2 separate regions of the Mus musculus genome follow, and region 2 is linked to region 1. Evidence: chromatin contacts called from ENCODE POLR2A ChIA-PET data. All regions are on one chromosome and are shown on one strand. The core of a region is the stretch at or near the end of the contact, and the rest is flanking DNA. Distances in the headings are between cores, read along the strand shown. Region 1 holds the start of Katnb1 (katanin p80 (WD40-containing) subunit B 1). Region 2 holds the start of Kifc3 (kinesin family member C3).

Region 1 (5,586 bases), core at 1,643-4,142:
CTTAGCTAAGGAACACACCCCAGGACCAGGCGGCTTGATATTAGAGGACAAGAGACAGAATCCAAGTTCCTCTTTCATTTACCACCTGTGAAATGGGGCTATCCATGTTTCCTGAAGTAAGACTTAAAAAGCAGAGAAAACTGGGTATAGTAGCCCATGCCTGTAATCTAAGCAGGAGGATCAGAGTTTAAGATCTGTCTCATCTACATAAGGAATCTGTTTCAACTACATGGGTCACATGAAGCTCTGTTTAAAAAAAAAAATAAACAAAAAATAAAAGGGACTGGAGAGATGGCACTGACTGCTCATCCAGAGGTCCTGAGTTCAATTCCCAGCAACCACATGGTGGCTCACAACCATCTGTAATAAGATGCCCTCTTCGGGTGTGTCTGAAGACAGCAACAGTGTATTCATATACACATAAATAATTAAAACAAGAAGGAGGAGGAGGAAGAGGAAGAGGAGGGGAAGGAGGAGGAGAGAAGAAGAAGAAGAAGAAGAAGAAGAAGAAGAAGAAGAAGAAGAAGAAGAAGAAGAAGAAGAAGAGAAAAGAAAAGAAAAGAAAAGAAAAGAAGAAGAAAAGAAGGAAAGAAGAAGAAGAAGGAGAAGAAGAAGAAGAAAAGAAGACCTTGCCTGTAATCTTCTCCAGGGCATGACACACTCAAGACAGGTCTCACAGCGGCTGTGGTTGCCTGTACTACCTGGGCCAGTGGTTAGGCAATCATGTATCAGGGAGGGACTCCTGGGGCTCTCTTCTTGTTGAATTACTGGCTGCTGCTGAATTCCGGTTGCGGGGCAGTCATTGTTTTCACTCAAAGATGAGCCCAGTAAGCTTTAATGCATAGTTCCAAACCCATGGTTAAAGCCAGGGGTGCATGCTCATGTGGTAGCCCATGCCTTTAATGCCAGCTCTTCATCTCTGTCAGTCCAAGGCCAGCCTGATCTACAAAGTGAGACCCTGATACAGAGGGAGGAGAGAAGAGAGAGAGGAAGGGTAGTGGGAGATCCAAGAGACAGAAATAGGATGATCTTAGAAGAGTCAAGTATGCCAAGAGTGCAGAATCTTGTCTGGTTCCTATAAAGATACTGTGCCCCGCCCCCCACATGTGTGGTGTGTGTGTACACATGTCCCATTGTATCACTATGCATTGTCCTCTGACATTCTTCACCTTATTCCCTCGAGTCAGGGTCTCTCACTGAACCCGTAGTTAGGATGACAACCAACAATCTTAGTAATCCTCTTGTTTCTGCTCCCTATAACACTGCTCCTTATAAGCACACATGCACCATGCCCAGATTTTTACATGGGTCGTGAGGATTTGAACTCAGGTCTTCATTCTTGCACTGCAATCACTCTTAGCCACTGAGCCTTGCCATTTCTCTTGGTCCTAGGTAGTTTGTATTTCCAGTGCTGGGGATTGAACCTAGTGCCTCCTACATACCAGTCAAGACTCTCTTATCACTGAGCTACATCCCCAGTCTTGTTCCTGCTTATAAGTTATGTGTATTGGGGATGGTGACAGTCATTTTAATATAGTCTGCATGTTAGAGAATGAAGTTATTTCAGGGGTGGTGACATTGGTTATGTGACTAAGGGCCCTTAACGATCTTCAGGCTCAGTGTTGCCATGACTGAAATGTCTTAGGATCTGTAATGTACATATAATTGTATAAACAAAGCAGATAAGGCAAAATGTGTCAAAATGAAGAATTTGACTTTTTTTTTTAAATAAAAAGTTGCGGGAACAGCAAAGTACAAAGTTTTGATCAAATGTTATTCTCCAAATCCAGGTCTCTTAATAATTACCCATTTCTACGCAGGGCCGACTTCCCATTAGGCTGGTGGGTGACTTTTGTTCCCGTAAAGGTTTTGCATTTAATAGGGACTTTGTGTGCCTTGCCTTTAAGAACAAAAGTTTAAGTCCTGGGTCCGATCTTCCAAATGTCTGGTCTTTTTCACCACAGCATCTGTTTCCTCGTCTAGAAATGGGAAATTCCTCCCGTTCCGGACTGTGTAGAGGAGAACGCCAGATGCAGCAGCCCCGACCAGAGGGGAGTGAGTGTAGGATAGACCAGAGTTGGAGGTTATTTCTGCAAAGGGCTGGGACCGAGTTTCTCAGTAAGGGGGGGACCCGAACTCATGGTGGGTTATGTAGCCTGTCCCCATCCCAACCTGTCTGTCCTGTCACAGATATTAGCCTTTCTCCGGTTCCGTAGTTTTACTTCCGCACGCAGGCGAGCAGACACAAGCCTAACTCATCCCACTGTGCTACTGTGATCTTAGGGACGAACTCCTGGGCTCGACATCGACCCCACTGTAACTAAGCTCTGTTTCCCTCGAGGTCAGCGAACTCCAGGAGACGTGTGGATCCAAGTAAGAGCCAAGTCCTCCCACTACGCGGGCGACACTCACAGTCTGAGGGCGGGGTCCTGGCAGCCCTGTTTCAATATGGAAGATCTGCAACTTCATACCACTCTAGAAGTCCCCTTTCCATTGGCTATCTCAGAGCTGGTTCTCCAATAACACTAACGTTTATTGGTCAATCCAGAGCTGTTGCTGAAGTGATTGGCGCAGCCGCCATCGGGTGCAGCTCGCGGATTTTTTAAACACAACCGGGTTCCAGGAAATGCAGGAAAAGGGCGGAAAAAACCAAGCCTGACTGGGGGCGGGACTAAGAACGCAGAAGCCTGTATTGGTTCTTCTGGGACCTAAGGGCGGTCCGTAAGCGCTTCTTTCTCGTGATTAGTCTGAGTCGGGGAAAGGAGGCGGGTAGTTACGTAAATCGGCGGAAGCGCTTGCTTCCATTGGTCAATTCTAGAGGAAGGCGGGGCGTCCGTGGCGACTGATTGGTGTAAGAAGTGAAGTGGGAGGGACTCTAGGCCGGAGGTTTTGTTGTGAGGGTCGGTTGTCAAGCAGCGACCAATCAGGGCAAAGGATGGAGGCAAGTGGGGGTCGCGCCTGGAGGGAAGCCTTGGCCTCCAGAGCTACAGCTGCAGGTAGAGTGGCTCTCGGGGTCTTGGAGGCAAAGGGAAAATGGCTCTAGTCTTCGCCGAGCCTGGAGGGGACAGTCCGGTCGCCGGCAGGAGGCTCTCGGCCAGGACAGGCTGGAGCCAGTGCCCCTCAAGGCAGACGGGAGGAGGGTCAAGCGAAGCTGAGGGACCGGTGGCAGGTTTGGGATGAACGAGCAGGACGGGTGTGTGGAGGCCGGAGAGGGAAAGCTGGTGGGCCGGAAGCAGAGCTGAGGGTGTGCGGAGGATCGTATTGAGTCGGGGCTCCAGAAACAGGAGAGCGAATGAATGGGGGATTCTGATAGCAGCGGGGCAAGAGAAGTAAAGAGGGTCTGGCGAAGCATGGCCAACTAAGGAAGCTCAAGATGTGCCAGAACGGGAGCATAGGCAACAGGAGAAAGAGAATCCAGCGAGAGAGCTCCTGGGCAAGAGGCGAAGGGCCGTGGCGGCGGTGGAAGGCTCCATCCACGCTGTGGCCTTTTAGAATTGAGGAGTCATTCCGACTCACACCTAGACTGGAGACTCAATTCCTAGCTATGCCCTTGAGAGTTGCAGGGAGTGGGCGTGGTTCCCTTACCAGGGAGTTGGTGATGGAGGAAGCAAGAAGATTGGACCCTCAGAATCCTCTCAACATCACCCCCTCCCAAGGCCTTTACTGTTCTCTCTCTCTCTCTCTCTCTCTCTCTCTCTCTCTCTCTCTCTCTCTGAACGTCTGCCTATCTCTCAGTCTCTCTGTTCGTCTCCGTGTATCTCTCTGTCTCTCTGCCTTTTGGATGCCTCTCATGGGCACCAAAACATAACCTCAGACTCCAGTGCCCCATCCAATACATGGGGTGCAAATCCAAGTGGACTGCAGTTATGTGATCCTCTCTGCCCCATAGCAGGTGCTGGGTTGGCAAGTTAGGACACCCAGCATCCAGGAGCATTACTGTAGGCCCCTGAGAAGTCAGTCTCTCCATCCCCTCTCCACCTACCTATGTCAGTCTGTCCTTCCTTCCTTCCTTCCTTCTTTTCTTTGAGATAGGAACTGACAGAGATCTGCCTACTTCTAGCTGGCCTCCTGAGTGCTGGGGTTAAAGGCGTGAGCCACCAGGCCCAGCTACCTAGGGAAGGTCTTTTATCTTTGGGCTCTTAAGTCACAGGTTTTCAGACCCAGTGTGCACTGCAGCTCCAGGCCCTGGAGGCTCTGGCTAGTCTGTATCAAGTGGCCTTGATGACCCAGGGACTTGTAACTCGTCTCAAGCAGTTCCTAACCCACCATCGCCTCTGCTTGCATTCTAGCCCAGTGTTGAGCTGAGATGGTCCAAGCCTGACATTCCATGATCTGGGATCCCGACCTATGTGTCCAGGCTGCTGCTTGATAGCGGATGATCTAAACCACCAGGCAGTCCTGGGCCAGGAGAGGCGGACTCTCTGCCTGGATGTGTGGGAACTCCCTGCCAACTTGATTGTCGGATCTGGGGGGGATCCACCCCCACCCCACAGAGAAAGCACAATCTGTTTTGTGGGTGGGGTCTCAGGCGCCACCCCCTGAAGCATGGCCACCCCTGTGGTCACCAAGACAGCCTGGAAGTTGCGTGAGTACTTTTCATTTATCACCCTGTTGTTTTGTAAGCTGAGTAGTCTTAGCCTTCAGCTCTGTCTCCTCTCCCTGGCACAAGAGAGACTCACAGTCCTTGTTTTCAGGTAGACAAAGATGTCAATCACATTGGGCAGGTGATTAAGCAACCCTTCCATACAGCAAGATAAGCACAGCTGTGCTTGGTACTTGCTCTGAGATTCAGGTGAGATCTGTCTGGTCAAGCTGAAGAGCGGAGTGTTGCGAGGAAGGCTGAAAGGCGGTCCAAGAACCCCAGACATGTCCCAGGTCCCTTTTCCTCCATCAGATGCAAGGATCTTGGGATGTGGATGGAGGGGAGGTTGCCCAAAGATGCTGGCAGGGCTCTGAAGTGAAATCAAGCAAAAATAGTTCAGAATTCTTTAGCCTAAACTCTCTTAGATTCTTTTCCTTTGTTGAGATAGGGCATCCCTGTAGCCTTTGCTGGCTTGGGACATGTTCTTCTGCCTCCTGTGTGCTGGGATTAAAGGACTGTGCCACAATGCCTGGCTCTTTCATTTTGTTTTTTTGTTTATTTGTTTGTTTGTTTTTCTTTTTCTTTTCTTTTTTTTTCGAGACAGGGTTTCTCTGTGTAGCCCTGGCTGTCCTGGAACTCACTCTGTGGACCAGGCTGGCCTCGAACTCAGAAATCTGCCTGCCTCTGCCTCCCGAGTGCTGGGATTAAAGGTGTGCATCACCACTGCCTGGCACCTGGCTCTTTCACATTCCTAAACATTATTGACGACTCCAAAAGGCTTTCATTTATGAAAGTCACACTTACCCATATATTCTGTTAGAAAACAGTACTGAGACAGATGTGCACTCAAACCTGACAGGAGTGACGATGTCATCACACGTGTGTCTTCTCAACGGCTCCTCTGGAGCGAGTGAGAGCACCCAAGGCAATACCATCCTAGCATTTCAGACAGTAGCTCCGTTCTTTCGGATCCTCTAAAAGGCTCTGGAGGATCCCTAGATCAG
Region 2 (5,586 bases), core at 1,999-4,498, 61 kb after region 1:
TTGTGGGCTATTTTCAGGTTCCCCACTCTCACTGCACTGACCATTTCCTGCCGAGCAGCAAGAACATGTGTTGAACAGGGTCCAGCCCCACCCCCTGGCTTCCTGAGAATCAGGGGTTCAACCCACATGCTATGCCCACATGATCTAGTATAGCTTACTAAATGGATAATCCTGAAACCTGAAATGCATGTATACACACACACACACATTTACATGTATATACATATACATGCACATGTGTGCACATATGTACACGTACACACACACAAACCAAAGTCAGGCTAGCCACCAAGACTCAGAGCTAAAGGTCACTATTGCGAAAAGTGGGGTATAGTCTGCAAGGTGGAGTAAGAGGGGATTACTCTTTATCAAGATTAATGGTATTAAGTAAGGACAGGCGTGGATGGGGTTGGAGGGTCGGGGTTGGGGGGAGCAGTCCCTGAAGGCCAGAGGTCTGAGAGTGGCAGGAGCTGTCAGCGCATACACGAAGTCCTCAGAAGCGGCTGGAGAGCAAGTAGGAAGGGCAGGACAGTCAGGTAGCCATAGCCAACTAAAAGAAAGCCCTAGGGACCTCTTTAACAAAAGCAGGGAGAGCCAGCCAGGTACAGGGGCTCACACCTACCTTCCCTAGCACTCAAAAGGTTGCAAGTTCTAGCCAGGCGTGGTGGCACACACCTTTAATCCCAGCGCTCGGGAGGCAGGGGCAGGCAGAGTTCAAGACCAGCCTGATCTACAGAGTGAGTTCCAGGACAGCCATGGCTATACAGAAAAACCCTGCCTCGAAAAAACAAAAAGAAAGGTTGCAAGTTCCAGACCAGCCTAGGTTGCAAAGCCGTTTCAAAGCGACTCAAGGGACTGGAAAGGGCCTAGGAGGCAGCTGTTTCCTTCTTAGAGGGAAGTTCAGCCAGGATGATGAGGAGATGGAGCTGAGAGAATATGCTATATAGAACAGGGGAGAGGTGACATGTAGGGGTAGACAGAGGTACAGGAACAATGCATCTAGAGACAGGAAACAAATAGCAAGAATCTGGAGTCAGAGACTGAAGACTTTTGATCTGATGCTTTTAGGGGCAAGTACTGAAGACAGTGGGTCATGTCTCTTCCTCCCCTGACTGAAGACAAGTCAAGTGTGGGGTACTCACTGGGAGAGGACAGGAATGTGGGGGGAAGGGGTCAGAAAGATGCTGATCAACCCCATCCCCCATCCCATGGATGCCTTGAGATGGGTGTAAAGTGGGAGAAGCCAGAGGAGCAGAGAGCAGATACAAATGCCCTACCCAGGTGGCCTGATGCAGTGCATGAAGCCGACCCTGCAGGCCAGGGGGTGAAGCTGGGAGGACCATCCTCTGTGGGTGCTCGTACCAAGCTGAGACCATGACGGGCAGAGGATTCTAGGAGAGATCAGCTCAGTCAAGGAGGTGGGGGAGCATATTTCTGTGCTATCAGGAAGGGAAGTTGGAGCGGCAGCCTGGAGAAAGAGGAAGGGTGTGTGCTAGGTCCCCAAGAGGAAAAGGCAGCTGAATTTAGCAGCTGGAAACCCGGGTGTGAGGTCAGGAGTATCAAGGAATCTCAAACAAGCCCAGGGTTCTAGGCCAAGAGACAAGTGCATCATCTCCTTACACAGGTGTTAGGTCTGGGGTCCTGGGACCTCTAGTGACCTGGAAATCATGCAGTAGAGCTATGGGCTAGGTCAGACCTTGGCTCCGCCACCTAGAAGAATTAATTACCTGCTCTTTGCCTTATCATCTTCATGTATCAAGTGGTGAAAACTGTACTTCTCAGGGCTGACATCAGAAAATACACATATGAAGTATGGACACAGGCAAAGGGCCCAAGATGCTGCTATCTCTTGGTAAACTGTCCCATTGGTGGGTGAATGCGGAAGCTGTTTGGGGGAGGGGCATGTGCTTCTCTGGGTTTAGCTAAGGATGGTAGATCTGCCTTCCTCCTGTCTTAAACCAGAGACAGGGCAAAGACTCACTCTCTCTCTCTCTCTCTCTCTCTCTCTCTCTCTCTGTGTGTGTGTGTGTGTGTGTGTGTGTGTGTGTGTGTGTAGACCTCATAGTCACCTATACACCACTGCAGGGGATAGCTTAGTTCTCCTGGGTGAGCATTTGGGGGAGGGGGCATGGCTAGACTGGGTTAGGGTATCCCTGGCACACACATGTTCTGGTGCATCCAGATTTCAAATTTTCTGCTCTCTGGTACCCATACAGACAGCAGAACTTACCATCCCCAAACCCTGAAGTCCAACCACTCCAATACACAAAACCATTCTGGGACTGCATTCCTAGCAAATGACTCTCTCTAGCCAAGGAGACTGCCCCTTTATGAAGGGCATGGGGAATAAGTCCTACCAGACTAGGAAGGGCATTTACCCAGTCTGGGGCAGAAGGACACTAAGGAAGGTGAAGCTAGGGGTAGTCCCAAGGCCCAAGCTTGAGAAATGCATTAAAGTGTGTGTGTATGTTTTGGAAGGGTGACAAATACTACTTAAGAATTTAAATCCAGCTTCCTCTTTAAAATGTCTCAGGACCCGGCCTTTCACTGTGTCAGCCAGAGTTCTCCTGTTACTTGCAGTGGAAAGGCTGAGGGGACAGACAGCTTCTGGGCTCCCCTCCCTGCAGGGATTCCTCAGCCGCAGCTGTCAATGACTTGATCCCTCTCAGCTTGAGAGGGTATTTCTGAGGCCCTCCCTCCTAACCTAGGGGCTGCCGCACCCCACCTCGGGCCTTGCCCGGGGGATGGGGGAGAACTACTCGGGGGACACAGAGGGAGGGCCCAAACAGTAGCCTTCCTGGAAGCGACCCTTGCAGGGGGAGGGGGTTCACTGGTTGACCCGCAGCTCCCAGGTAGGCACTGCACATTCCCCCTCCAAGGAGTCGGTCTTGGTGGCGCTACCCCAGAGGCTGTGCCACCCTCACGCCCAGGTCTCTGCAAGATCCTCCGGTTGGACCAATACAGTGGGAGCCCCGCGCTCAGCCGGGTCTCTTGGGGCCTGATCGCAACACCCACCGGGTCGGGGAAAGAGGGGGTCCTCAGGCAGGGCGGGCGCGGCGCCCAGCAGGAGCGCCGGGAGGAGCCCGTCCCATTCCACCCCCAGCCTGCCGGGACCCGACTCACCGGCCTAGCGGAGACAGGATCCCAGCGCCGCCACCGCAGCGCCCCGGGCTCGGCCCGCTCCGGCCGGCTCCGGCCCGCCCGCCCGCGCGAGGCAGCTCCACGCCGCCGCCGCTGCCTCCTTGGCCCGCCCCGTGCCCGCCCCTCCCGCACTTTCCACAGGAAATGATTAACTCAGGCCGCGGCGCGTTCCCATGGTAACGGGCTCGGGAGGGGGGCACGCGCACTCTCGCGCACGCGCCCACCCCAGGCGCATGCCTCCCCTCTTATCCTACCCATCCACCCGACACAGGCTGGTACACCCTTGTGCGCACACCCACTGGTGCACGAGCCCAGGCGCACCTTGCCTGCCCCTTCCGAGCTGGCTCACACCCTCCACTGCACACCGCGTACCTGCACACTCGCCCTCACCCATTACTCCTACCCAGGAGTTAACGTTAACACTCACCCTCAAAACGGTTTGTACTCCACCCCAAACCCAGGTGCAGAAGTTTCACGCACGCCAGCTAGGATCCACACACAACTGGCACACACACACACACAGACTCACATCTTAATACATTTCCTCACACAAGCTCTTGCACGCGAGATCGAGCACACGCATACCACACGTTCACCTGCTCTGTTACACAGGCGTGCACCCTCTCTCTGTGCCCAGCCTGGCATCCTGCCTTGCCAGCTGCACCCCTGCACCCCCAACCAATAAATATTTTCTTGAGCAGCAGGCTTGGGGTTTGTTAAGGTAACGCATTCCCTTAAGCTCCGGCAAAACAGCTCCACCGTCTGTCTTTAAAAGCTCCTTCCTGGGGCGTCTAGGAGCCACTGAAGAGGCCTGGGGGAGAGAAGGCTCAGGCAGCCAAGAGAGACTGCTGACCCAAAGGAGCCACTCTGTTCTTTGTCTCCCAAACAGAGAGGCATTTATTCCAGCCCCAGTATGCCCACTCCGGAGTGCGGAAGGAGAATGTGCCACAGGAGCCTGTCCCGCAGAGGCTGATGGTCCCCAGATAACCTGAGGAGGGTGAGGGTCTACCCCTTCAGGCTTGCCAGAAATGGCCTAGGAGAGACCTAGGGAGGGCCTTGCTGCCTCCTCTGGGCCTGCTTCCCGCTTCCGCTGCTGAGCCACGTGTCAAGAATCTGGAGCAAAAACAGAGACAAGGACTTAGGCCCCACAGGGTGCCTGGTGCCAGGCCAGGCCTGGCCAGTAGGCCCCCAGCTGGAAGCAAGCACTGTCTCATCTATTGAAGGCTCTATTCGAGGGGAAGGGGTGTGTCCTGCATTTAAGTTTGCATATAAAAGGAGAAACCTTGTCTTCCTTAAGGATTGGGACACTGACATAAACTTCAGTTTCCTTCTAGCAAAGCCAAAGTCAGGTTTTGTTTTGTTTTGTTTTAACTAATAAAAACATTTATTGTTCTCTTTTCTCCAATTAGAAAAGTAATGGATGTTCCTTGTGACTGTGATCCCACCCACTGGGTGTAAGTGCTGCCAACACTTCATTTAGGACAGCCCTTTTCCCTTGTGCACATAATAGACACCATTTATTCCTGGTGAGTATAGTGTCTGGCACTGTGCTCTGTAACAGCAAGGTCCCGTTCCACACTGATCCGCCCAGGAGATGGGCACCTCCTATGTCCATGTGTTCAAGAGAGGAGAGGCAAACTCAGAATGGGTCAGAGCTGAGGCTCCAAGTCCTATAGGGATGCACACATGTGCACTGTGCACAGGGGCCACTGTATGAATGTAGGAAGCACCAATGAAGGAAAAATGAAGGGCGGGCTGAAACCATAGGAGGAAGCACTTTAAAACTCCCAGCAAGGCTCTAGCTCCAACTGAAAAAACTAATCGTTCAATGATTATTAAGAATTTAAGAGTTCACATTCCGCTGGCCCTGGTGGCACAGGGCCTGTCATTCTAGCCACTGGGGAGGCCAAGGGGAGGATTTCAGTTCAAAGTCTGCTGGTTAGAGTGTCACCAGGAACTGCATACCAACTCCACTTCTCTGGCAGTTTCAATGGAGGCTGCCAACTCTCTCCTAACCATGGGAAAAGTGAAAGATTTCCCAGAATCCTAGCCAATGGCCTTGATGCTTCCGGCCCACTTTAGGGTAGAGGTGGAGCTGTCTAGAGCCAGATAAAAGGCAGTGGCCAGAATACTGAAAACCTACACCTGTTTCTGCAGGGCAAGGGGGTGGCAGTATCTGCAGGGCAAGGGGTTGACAGTGGCTTCTCTAGGTGCCCAAAGTACATGAAAACCCCTCCCCCAGCTATTAGAAGTACAAAAGGGCTTAAGAGCGCTTCCCTAGAGGGAAGCAGAAAAGACAATCCAGAAAATCCTGCTGTGATTTTTTTCCCCTCTTTCTCCCAGTGACCAAAGTCCACCACAGATAAGCAGGCCAAGTTTTTCCGTCTCCAGAGGTTTATTGGCCAATCAGCCCCAGCCTTCTCAGATGCCTGGAGGCCTCATTCC

Evidence for each region. ChIA-PET counts read pairs that join two places held with the same protein, here RNA polymerase II (POLR2A).
Region 2: POLR2A ChIA-PET joins it to region 1 with 12 read pairs in Patski. The contact joins the promoter of Kifc3 here to the promoter of Katnb1 in region 1. POLR2A ChIA-PET finds 5 or more read pairs at or near these places in 2 of 5 experiments (Patski and embryonic stem cell).

What each region holds. Positions count from the first base shown.
Region 1 is chr8:95,078,309-95,083,894 of GRCm38, forward strand. Katnb1 (katanin p80 (WD40-containing) subunit B 1) reads left to right here and starts at 2,893. Exons shown (of 20, transcript NM_028805.2): 1 at 2,893-2,996; 2 at 4,290-4,585. The coding sequence starts at 4,546.
Region 2 is chr8:95,139,309-95,144,894 of GRCm38, forward strand. Kifc3 (kinesin family member C3) reads right to left here and starts at 3,249. Exons shown (of 22, transcript NM_001372314.1): 1 at 3,124-3,249. The region is part of intron 1 of Gm31036 (a long non-coding RNA gene); the gene reads left to right.